Linked DNA regions of Homo sapiens: region 1 is linked to region 2. The links are chromatin contacts, found by Hi-C or POLR2A ChIA-PET in ENCODE. All regions are on one chromosome and are shown on one strand. The core of a region is the stretch at or near the end of the contact, and the rest is flanking DNA. Distances in the headings are between cores, read along the strand shown.

Region 1 (5,489 bases), core at 579-3,078, 130 kb after region 2:
TACCTTAGTGGGTTGCTGTGATGGGCATTTAAAAAAGAAAAAGGAAGAAACTGATACAAAGTTGTTTTGGCAACAAAGCTATATTAATGTGGATAGATAGTCCACAGGCCAGATAAACTGAAATACAGTAGCAAAGTATCAAGGAGTAAGCTGTTTCTAACACTATCTATACATTCTGTTCAAGTATTCTGAGGATATTATCTAAGATGTCTCTATATGCATATTTTGGGTGCACCGCAATGTATGCATTTGTGATCTTAGTTCTGTTAGAGACTCTCTATAGATTTGTATTTGAGAGTAATAAATTTCAGTTTGGTCATTGGGTCTGTTCAGATGGTGGCAATTTTCCTATTTCCCTGAAGACTAGTGTTATTTATTCAAAGCTGTAATTATTTGGATATCTTCTGAAAACCTGGAGGACTACCCCTTCCTGCAGCTATCTTGGCTGTGGAATGGTGTGTGGGGTGTCGGGAAGCACATGAGCTTTGGAGTGAAGTGGACCTTGGTGTGACTCCTGGTTCTAATACTTAACTACCTGTGGGCTTTAAGGCAAATTGTTTTATTTCTTGGAGCCTCAGTTTCTGTGTTGGTAATACTTGTGCATGAGATTAAGAACTAAATGTGGTGTTTGTGAAAATGTCTAACTAGTACAGAATCTGATACACAGATTCTCCATAAATGCTAATTTTATTTTGTTTTAATTTTACTCCTATGTCCTTTGGTTAACTCAATTACTTTTTCTGTTAGTTTTACAAATCTTCCACCTCTAGAGTTTACAAATGTTATCCAAATCCCACTCATTTTTTATGCTTGTGTCTTTTTTGTTATTTTCCTCCTTCCTAGAATTTTTTCATATCCATTTCTGTATCTTGCTTGAATTACTGGTTTATTACCAATGTACTAGGGTAGTTAGTATATAGGTCAAGAGATGTCTCAATCTCTAAGTTGAAGGGCTTCTGAGTTTACATGATGTTATTGATTCCTCTGAACCTTATGGTATCTAGAGTTGATACAAGCTGTATTTGCAATTCAGTTTTCTCTTCTTTCTCTCCATCATCTGAGACATGTCCTCCCTCAAACTTCAGCCTTGAATTCTGAAACATCTCAGGTCTTTGGATACTCAAACTCAAGCTAGTGCTGAAGTAGTATTAATTTTGTTATATTTGAGTATCTTTTGCATCCTACTTTTTGGAAATTAACTCAAAACAAAGGTAGAAAATCTATATAAATCAACTGAAAAAGTGCTGGTAGATGAGAGGACCCATGAGAATCCACTCAATGTTACTCTCTTCTGTATCCTAATTTCCTAGCAGTTATGATAACTACCTGAAGTTTCCCTAAATGAACTTCTGCTCTTTGATTTCTGGTTGAGAGTCACTATCCAAGCAATAACTCTTTTCAAGTCTGCTTCCTTTCACCTTGTCTTTTTGTTATTTCTGGGACTGGGACTCTGTATCCTCCAAGGTTTGAAAAATAGCCAAACATTATTTATTATTTTTGCAGCCTTGTAGGCATTTGGAAAATGTTTGGCTTCAAATTGATTTCAATAAAATAGTTGGCTGGAGTTACAAATGAGCATTTTGGCTGGAATTGTGTTAAATACCAGTTTGAATTTTGGTAAAGCTGCCCTGAATACATCTATCTTTGTCAATGGATTTGTTTGTTTATTAAGTGCATACTTTCTGGATTTTTGTGGGAAAAGAAGGTCAGACAGAGGAACATGAGGATTAGAAGTGATTACGAACAGGGAAAGGGATTCATGGAGAGTGGTGTCTAGAGATAAGGCATTACGAGAAGGGAATTTGAGTCATAGTGTGCATAAGTGGGTGTCGAGTCCAAAGCCAAAGCCGGAACTGCCATTGAGCTGAGCTTCCCACTGGCATGTTTTCCACATTCTGAATGGTGGAGACATTCTTGAATAGGTAGTCACAATTAACAACAGAACATAAGTATTACTGATACAAAGGATGGTTCCCATAAAAAGGCTTTATCCTTCTCTAGTTCAAGCTTCTGCAAAGCCTTAAAAAGAAGCCAGCTCCACTTCAAGAGATATGGTGCATTCTACATCCCTGTGACCCAAGCGGATAAGTAATGTCCTCAGAGAAAGCCATTATTAGTAGGTTGGATAATGATAATAGTATGAGTAATTGGAGAGAAATAAAGTAGTTTCTGTTAGAATAGTCATTGGGGGCTGCCTATATGTAATTGGGTTGCAATCCTTAAGACTAAACTTATGCCAACTTCTCTTTCATAAAAAAAGAAAATTTTGGAGGTGCTCTTTCTGCAGACCAGAGACATAATAATAATTAACTTCAGTGACATGAGCCACTGATCTGCTCCATGGAATTGAAGTTGTAATGGCTGAATCAGCTTGGACCTACCTTCTCTGGTAGAGTACATCCACAGTAAAAGAAGGAGAAAAGTTTTTCCTGGAAATATTTAGGAGACAGTGTTTAGAATCCAGATCTCTGAAGATTCTTGCAACAGAGAAGAAATGTCAGTCTAAGTTCGTCAGAGTTTTCTTTTTTCTTTTTTTCTGGAGATGGAGTCTCGCTCTGTCACCCAGTCTGGAGTGCAGTGGCACGATCTCGGCTCACTGCAACCTCTGCCTCCCGGGTTCAAGCAATTCTCCTGCCTCAGCCTCCTGAGTAGCTGGGACTACAGGCACCCGCCACCATGCCTGGCTTATTTTTTTGTATTTTTAGTAGAGACAGGGTTTCACCGTGTTGCCCAGACTGGTTTCGAACTCCTGAGCTCAGGCAATCCACCTGCCTCAGCCTCCCAAAGTGCTAGGATTACAGGCGTGAGCCACCACGCCTGGCTGTTTGTCAGAGTTTTCTAAGAGGATACTTGGTTTGGGAAGATGGAAGTGATGCTAAAGGCAACAAACATGAAAGCATGGAAGATGATTAGATACTTGCAGCCTGTAAGCCTGTAAGTCTCCACGACAGAATGTTGGGCAAGAGTGCAAAAGGGTAGACTTACCCATTGTCAGCTTCTTGGAGGCAGGGGCCAAGTTTGAGATTTCTTCTGCAATTCTCGCAGTGCCTGACTGGAACTCAATGGCTTCTTTGAGGAGTTGAGTGCCATGCCACAATCTGGCAGGATTCACATCCTATAAGAAGGTGTTTATTCTAGAAGCAAATGCATCCCCATTGTCAATTTAACTGTCTAGTGACCCAGGAAAAAGGCATAACCCCTACAAAATCTCAGTTTTCTCACTAAAAAATAGGATCCCAGTATCTATCTCACAGGCTTGCTGGGAGTTTAAATAAAAATATTTACATAAAATGCCTAACAATGTCTGACATGGAACCATACAGTACTAATAACAGTGTCAAAAGCTGCTATTTAATTAGGGATGACCATGTTCTTAGCCTTCTACTAAGCATTTTATGTAGATTATCTCATTTAATCTTGACAATAACCCTTTCAGGAAGGCTGTTACAGAAATCAAACTGAAAATGGGAGAATAACCAATAGCAATACCTTTCCATGGAGTTACAAAGCAACATGGAACTCATTTTTCAGAAATATGAGTTCCAGCAATATAGTGAGAAAAGGAGACTGAAAGAGACAGATACCAGGAGGCAGCATCATTCTCTGATTTTAAGAGCTCCTTTTGAAGAGGACCCTAAGAAAGCCACCTAGGAAGCACCTGTAAAAGGACACCTGGATCTTTATAGGGCAACAGCAAGGGTGGCTAGACATAGTACTGTGAGGAAAAAGATGAATGAAACATTTTCTCAACTGCTTTGGAGATAGTAAGGGAAATTCAGGACCAATTAGAGAAGACAGGGGCTCAGTTTAGGGAAGAAAGCCCATAGGGGAAAAAGGCCAAGGGGATAATACCTGATGCCTAAGGCCTGAGGTCCTAAAAACAATCTTTTAGGATGGAGATTGAAGAATGCACGTCCCTCAGGCAGGGACAATACATACTCAACTATTCTGATTGGCTTGCATATGTTTGGGGAGCGAATGCCAGGAGTCTTCATAAATACTTACTTTTAAGTTACTATATTGAGGTAAATACACTTAGAGAAAAATGCTCAAATCATAAGTGTGCAATTTGATGAATTATCACAAGGTAAACACACCCACGTAACTACCACCCAGGTCAAGAAAGGGAACATTACCATCTTTATAAATATTTACTACTTAGAGTTTTCACATGCTTAGTTTCTTACATAAATTTGTGTCTTTCTAACATAGACATTTAAAGTAAAATGTGGCCAGTTAGGATGTTTTATGCATAAAGTGAGAAAAGTGGCTTGTTTGAAAAATGAGTTGGAGAAAACACTTGAAATCCATCCAATTCTATAAAAGCAATCTATTGAAATCTGCATAAATTATAACTAAAACCTGAAATAAGGGACAATTTTATACACCTTCCAAATCCAACAGGGTACTGAAAAATTGAGGTTCAAGGAGGAATCCCTGTTTTATCATTTTTTGTTTTAAAAGCACTATGCTGCTTAAAGCCTTCAAGAAATTACAGCTTTTGGCACTGTCCCAAGCACATTGTGTGCTTAGTAAATATTTCTTTATAATGACAATGGTGATGTTACCTTTTTTATATAGTACATGGTGATCTTTGGCCCCCTAAAGCAAAAATCTGTGCAAAGATATATGACTTTTAGTTCTCTGCAGTTGTTGCTTGGAGCCTCAGGAGAGACAATATTCTTTGTGTATTAGTGGTGTGTTTTATACACGGATTGAAATTATTTGCCCTTTACCTCTATCCTTCTCCACAACCAAACACAGGCTCTGGGTTTTGCAGATATCAATAAGGAAAGAAAATAAGCAGCAAAGCTGGGTGTAAGTCGCTCACATCTGTAATCCTTGCACTTTGGGAGGCTAAGATGGGAGGATAACTTGAGGCCTAGAGTTGTAGACAAGCTTGGGCAACATAGCAAGACCTCATCTCTACAAAAAATTTAACAAGTTAGCTGGGTGTGGTGGCACACGCTTGTAGTCCCAGCTACTTAGGAGGCAGGAGGATTGCTTGAGCTCAGGATTTTGAGGCTGCAGTGAGCTACGATCAATCACTGCACTCTAGCTTGGTCAACAGCAAGACCCTGTCTCAAAAGAGGAAAGAAGATGAACAGAAGTATCACAGAGGAAAACAAATTGTGAGTTAAAACCACGCCCTTTGCTTCAAGGAGTCAATATTACAACTTAGTATAGCAATTAACCACACCTTATATTAGATCAGATTCCATTATGTGCATACTTGTACTTTAGTGGATAGTCATTTGTGAACTGAAGAAGGTTCTCCATGGCAGCCACCATGGTGGGTGATGATAAGAAGAAAATAAAAAGACATTTGCTAAATAGGACAGTTATCTGACTTTTATAGACTATAATATCCTTAATGGATTCTTTAGTTGAAACTTTACAGGATACAGAGTTGACATGATATGTACATTTGATGATGAATAATGAATATGGTAACATTTACCTGTTTGTGAATGCAAACTCAAGCTCGG
Region 2 (5,067 bases), core at 954-3,453:
AGTTTGCTTCCCAAGAGAACCTCTCAACCTACCAGAACTCAGTTTTTATGTCCGAATCTGCATCTGGGGCAACACAAACCAAGACACCTTGTTTAAGCCATTTGCAAGTAATTTACCACTTAAATAAACATAATGTAAATATTAAAATACAAAAACATAAAATGGGGTTTTTAAAGGAAATAAACAATTTGGAGATACTCAACTCAACAAAATCATTTGTGTTATATGCATCTGTTTAAATATCATGCTGAGATTTTGCAGAAACTACTTTAGTTTCTATGGGAAGATAAAAAAGAACCGAATTATTGCATTCAGGTCTTTAAAATTCTCTTGCATTTATATTCCAACTCTGGCTTATTAAAGGGGTCTGTGCTCCGTTAACATACACATGCGCTTACTATATAAACAGCTTAACTAGACATCTGCATTGACTGCATATAAGAGGCAGTTAACTTTTTGCCTTGTTTCTGTTCAACGATCTTGATATTTTAGTCTGCTGGCCAGATGAAACAAGATTGGTTTTTGGGTACCAGATGTGTCACAATTTGGGTTTGAATTTTGCAGGTGCTCCCCCCAGCTGGGAAGATGGAAGTTTGCCATCTTTTAGAGATGATGATTTGGGATAGAAGTAAAACTGTGTTAAAAATAATTCAACATATTAATAGAGGGCCTTGTCCCTTGTGGGCTTCTTATGCATAACATATGAGCAGACCAGCAGCTGTTCTATATTTTAAAAGGAGCGTTAGAAAGTTAGAAGCATACATAACTATTCAAAACACAAGCAACCGCTTGAAGTCATGGAAACAAGACTCAACAATAAACTTTTATTTGTGAAGCTTCCCCAAAAATAATAATCCCACTGGGCTGTGTTCAGGTGGCCTTAGGGTACTGAACAATCTTTCCATTTCCATCATTTGAATTCACTAAAGCATCTCCCTTGTAAATGAAGAGTGGTAGAAATTAGTACATGTACTAGATATGGGGATTGGTTTCTAGCTGATTTCTACTCTTCAATACTTATATTTTTAAATTATAATTTAAAAAATACCTATGTATTTTTGCCATTTTCACATGTGCAAGAACCTAAAGCCCCATTGAGGACTGAGTTCTTAATAGTGTCATATCTTGTCTTACTCTCAGCCTCTAAAACAGAAGCTGTTAGGTGATGATGTTCCTTGTACATATTTGCACCTTCGAAATTCACCTAATGAATGTTAACCAGTGTCAAGGAACGGCAATGTTCTTTACCCTTGGCTTTATAATAATCCTTACAGCAGGAAGGACGCTGTATGCTTTTTTGTCCAGCTCCTGGACCAGGGGAGTGTTAGACTCATTCTATCTTCACCACTGTGTTAGGTCGCCCTTGCATTGCTATAAATAAATACCTGAACTGGGTAATTTATAAAGAAAAGAGGATTAATTGGTTCACGATTCTGCAGGCTATACGGGTAATGTGATACCACCGTCTGCTTCTGGTGAAGACCTCCGGAAGCTTACAATCATGGTGGAAAGCGAAGCAGGGAAGTAGGTATATCACATGGCCAGAACAGGAGCAAGGGAAATGAGGAGGAGCCAGACTTCTTTAAATAACCAGCTCTCATGTGAATGTGTTCCTGCAGGGAGGGCACCAAGCCAGTCATGAGGGACCCACCCCATGACCCAAACACTTTCCACCAGGCCCCACCTCCAACATTGGAGGTCACATTGCAACATGAGATTTGGAGGGGAGAAACATCCAAACCGTATCAATCACTATTGCTCTCAAAGCTCCCCATTATTGGTAGAGATCCATCTGGATCTCTACTAATGGCCTCTTTTCTTCTGGAAACTGCTGTCCTCTCAAGTATAGTGAGGTCTACATGACTGGTGTTTGCATTTCAGTTTCCAGAATTCAGGAGTATTTTGGGTAACACAATTACTTCTGCCTGTCTGGAGTTAAAGAGAACAATAAACTACAGTTCAAGAAGGTTATAAGAATCAGGTTGGTGGTATCTATGTTATTTCAATCCGATTGCATGTGAAAGCAGCGATGAAAAAGTCATGCAGCCAGAAAGGCTGGCCCATGATGTGGAATGGACACTGTTCAAGAAGGGGTTTAAAAGGAAAGAGATTGCTTGTTGGTGTTGAAATTTGGAGTATGGCCAATGAAAAGAGCCCTAATCTAAGTCATAAGAACTGCATTCTAGGCATAGCACTCTTGCTCAACAAACTGCGATGTTGTGCAAGTCTTAAAAATAAGAGATTTTTTACAGGATGGTATCTAAGTTCTAGAATCCTATTATTATTAAAAATAAGGGTATGAAATAGGAGATATTTTATATTTGGAGGAGATGGAGATTGCCAGTTGTTAAAGAAACTACTTAAGAGGGAAATTTGGCAGCTGAAGTTAAATTATTCTCTTTTAGAGAGCTTAACAACCAAGAGGTCTTTCCTAACCACTGTAAAAAAATAACTGTGTCCAGTCAGAGAGCATGGAAGTCTCAGAGCCCAGGCCACAGGTATTACAACAGTGAAGTGTTGGAAACATCTACGTCAGTCCTCATTACTGAGGCTCACTGAGTAAAAACATAGGCATTTCCCTGAAAGCATGTTTGGAAGTGTGGGAACTCATGACTGGCCATTTTTTCCACTGGTGAGATAAGGTATAATGACTTCCAGTTTAACATGAGTAATCAGATTGCAATTAGTTTCAGTGGAAAGGAACAAAAACATGCATAAGAGTGAATACTAAAAGTAATTGTTGTTTGAATTGCAATTTAAAAAACATAGTTAAATTGGATTATTTCTTACGTGCTCAGCGTTAATAATGAGACCATAAAGTGAAGATATGTTTTTTTTTGGTGGGCACTATTCATTTTTTTCTTCCACCAATGATAATGCTTTCTAATAGTCGCTGCGTACAAAGAAGACTCAGATGCTTTCAAAGATTTGGCAAATAGAGCTAACTCTTCTTTCAATGGCGCATTCCTGGGAGATATATAGATATATAGATATAGATAATTTTCTTTCCTGAGACAGGGTCTTGCTCTGTTGCCCAGGCTGGAGCGCAGTGGTGTACTCACAGCTCACTGTAACCTCTACCTCCTGAGTTCAAGTAATCCACCCACCTCAGCCTCCCAAGTAGCTAGGACTACAGGAACATGCCACCACACCTCAGTAATATTTGTATGTTTTTGTAGAGATGGGGTTTCGCTATGTTGTCCATGCTGGTCTTGAACTCCTGGCTCAAGTGATCCACCTGCATTGGCTTCCCAAAGGGATAGGATTACAGGTGGGAGCCACCACACCTGGTTTTCAAAGCTGGAGGAAAACCTTGTTTCAATATCCCACTTTTATAGATTAAACCAAGGTACTGAGAAGCTAAGTGACTTCCCCAAGATCTCTTGGCTGGTTATTTTAGAATCAAGACTAAATAGACTCTTGGTTCTTCTATACCATCACACTATTAGACATTGGAAGGAATTACTTTAGAATTTTCTCAATAAATGCTGAGAAAATTATGATAATAAATGACTGTGACAATAAATTATTTCCATAATTTTCATCTATGGGAGCAGGCTTAAATCAGTGATTTTCATGGAGGGAAGGAAAGAATCGTGTGTAGTTTGAAAACAGCAGAATTTTGTCCTACTGCTTTGATTTGTTTTTAGACATGATATTTATTTTCAATTTCAAATTAAGAGAGCATGAGATATTTACGTTTATTGAGGATGATTGCACCTATAAAGGAACTCATGTATTAGCTTCTCAAAGCTTTTTCCAGGTTTTTGCTTCCATGAATTAAAACAATTTTTTTAAACTTGCTATTCTTTTTAGTCAAAGGCCAAACTAAAAATGGGTGAATTTAGGCTGTGAAACTAGTGGATGAATAGTCTAGGAAACAGTTTCTTTTTGACACCCAAGATTGAAAAACAATAATCACAGGTATAAACAGCTTATCAGCTGATGTTCATTAACTGATGAATAAACAAAGTGCGATAGATCTATACAATGGAATATTATTCAGTTGGAAAAAGAAATGAAGTACTGACACATGCTATAACATGGCTAAACCTTGAAAACATGCTGAGTGAAAGAAGCCAGACACAAAAGGCCACATATTATTGTATGATCTTATTTATATAAAACGTCCGGAATAGGCAAATCCATAGAAAGTAGATTGTTGACTCCCAGAGGGGCTTATGGGAAGGGGAAATGGGAGTGACTGTTAACAGGTATGGGGTTTATTTTTGAGTGATGAAATGTTATGGAACTAGATCAGTGGTCCCCAGCCTTTTTGGCACCAGGTTTGGTGGAAGACAATTTTTCCATGGGTGGGGATAGTGGGGGATGAGGGTGGGGAGGGGTGAGGGGATGGTTTGGGGATGAAACTGTTCCACCTCAGACCTCAGATTACCAGGCATCAGATTCTCATAAGGAGCACACAACCTAGATCCCTTGCATGCACAATAGGGTTCATGCTTCTATGAGAATCTAATGCTGGGATGATCTGCCAGAAGGCAGAGCTCAGGTGGTAATGCTCGCCCACCACTCACCTCCTGCTGTGCGGCCCGGTTCCTAACAGGCCATGGACAGGTACCAGTCTGCAGCCCAGTTGTTGGGGGAGTGGTTGGGGGCCCCTGAACTAGATAGTGACGATATTTGCTCAACACTCTGAGTGTACTCCATGCCACTGAACTGTACACTTTAAAATGTCTAAAATGGTAAATTTTATCACAACAGAACAAAGAAATTGCCTCAGTGAAACTTCAGTATCAACCCTCTTCCTTGTGTCTGTAATTTGTGGGTAGGACTAGGCTTTGGGATAAAAGGGCAAACATCTTGTCTGCAGTTAATGGCTTCCGCAGGCCCAGAAAATATATATATATATATATATTTGGAGGTAGAAATTGAGGGCCAGGGCTTAGCATAAACATTTCAGAGATTCCTGTTTCTTCTACAATTCCCTGGGGAGCCATAGACAAGACCGGTTTTCTTGTTTAAGAGGGAAAAATGTGTTGGAAGAAGGTCTTAGGCTTTTTTTCTTTAACTGTTGCTATTCCCAGCTCTCACTTGAGAGCTGTTTTT

Evidence for each region. Hi-C counts contacts between places; a loop is a spot of excess contacts on that map. ChIA-PET counts read pairs that join two places held with the same protein, here RNA polymerase II (POLR2A). Pooled maps may share reads with other maps.
Region 1: a map of endothelial cell of umbilical vein shows a loop between it and region 2 (13-fold over the local background). The contact joins two enhancer-like sites. A Hi-C loop is called at or near these places in 5 of 168 maps with a recorded cell type or tissue (IMR-90, PC-9, aorta and 2 more) and 7 of 50 pooled maps. POLR2A ChIA-PET finds 5 or more read pairs at or near these places in 1 of 52 experiments (BJ).

The regions. Positions count from the first base shown.
Region 1 is chr2:55,990,888-55,996,376 of GRCh38, forward strand. All of the region lies in intron 2 of MIR217HG (MIR217 host gene), which reads right to left. The region is part of intron 3 of LOC105374690 (a long non-coding RNA gene); the gene reads left to right. Among named protein-coding and RNA genes, the nearest start is that of MIR216A, 4.6 kb to the left of the region's middle. Within about 2 kb of position 1,829, at least 3 of the 41 ENCODE cell types and tissues checked have a DNase peak (open chromatin) inside an H3K27ac peak, as active enhancers do; they include ascending aorta and endothelial cell of umbilical vein, where a contact is called at or near this core.
Region 2 is chr2:55,860,333-55,865,399 of GRCh38, forward strand. All of the region lies in intron 2 of LOC112268416 (a long non-coding RNA gene), which reads left to right. Among named protein-coding and RNA genes, the nearest start is that of EFEMP1, 61 kb to the right of the region's middle. Within about 2 kb of position 2,204, at least 13 of the 41 ENCODE cell types and tissues checked have a DNase peak (open chromatin) inside an H3K27ac peak, as active enhancers do; they include ascending aorta and endothelial cell of umbilical vein, where a contact is called at or near this core.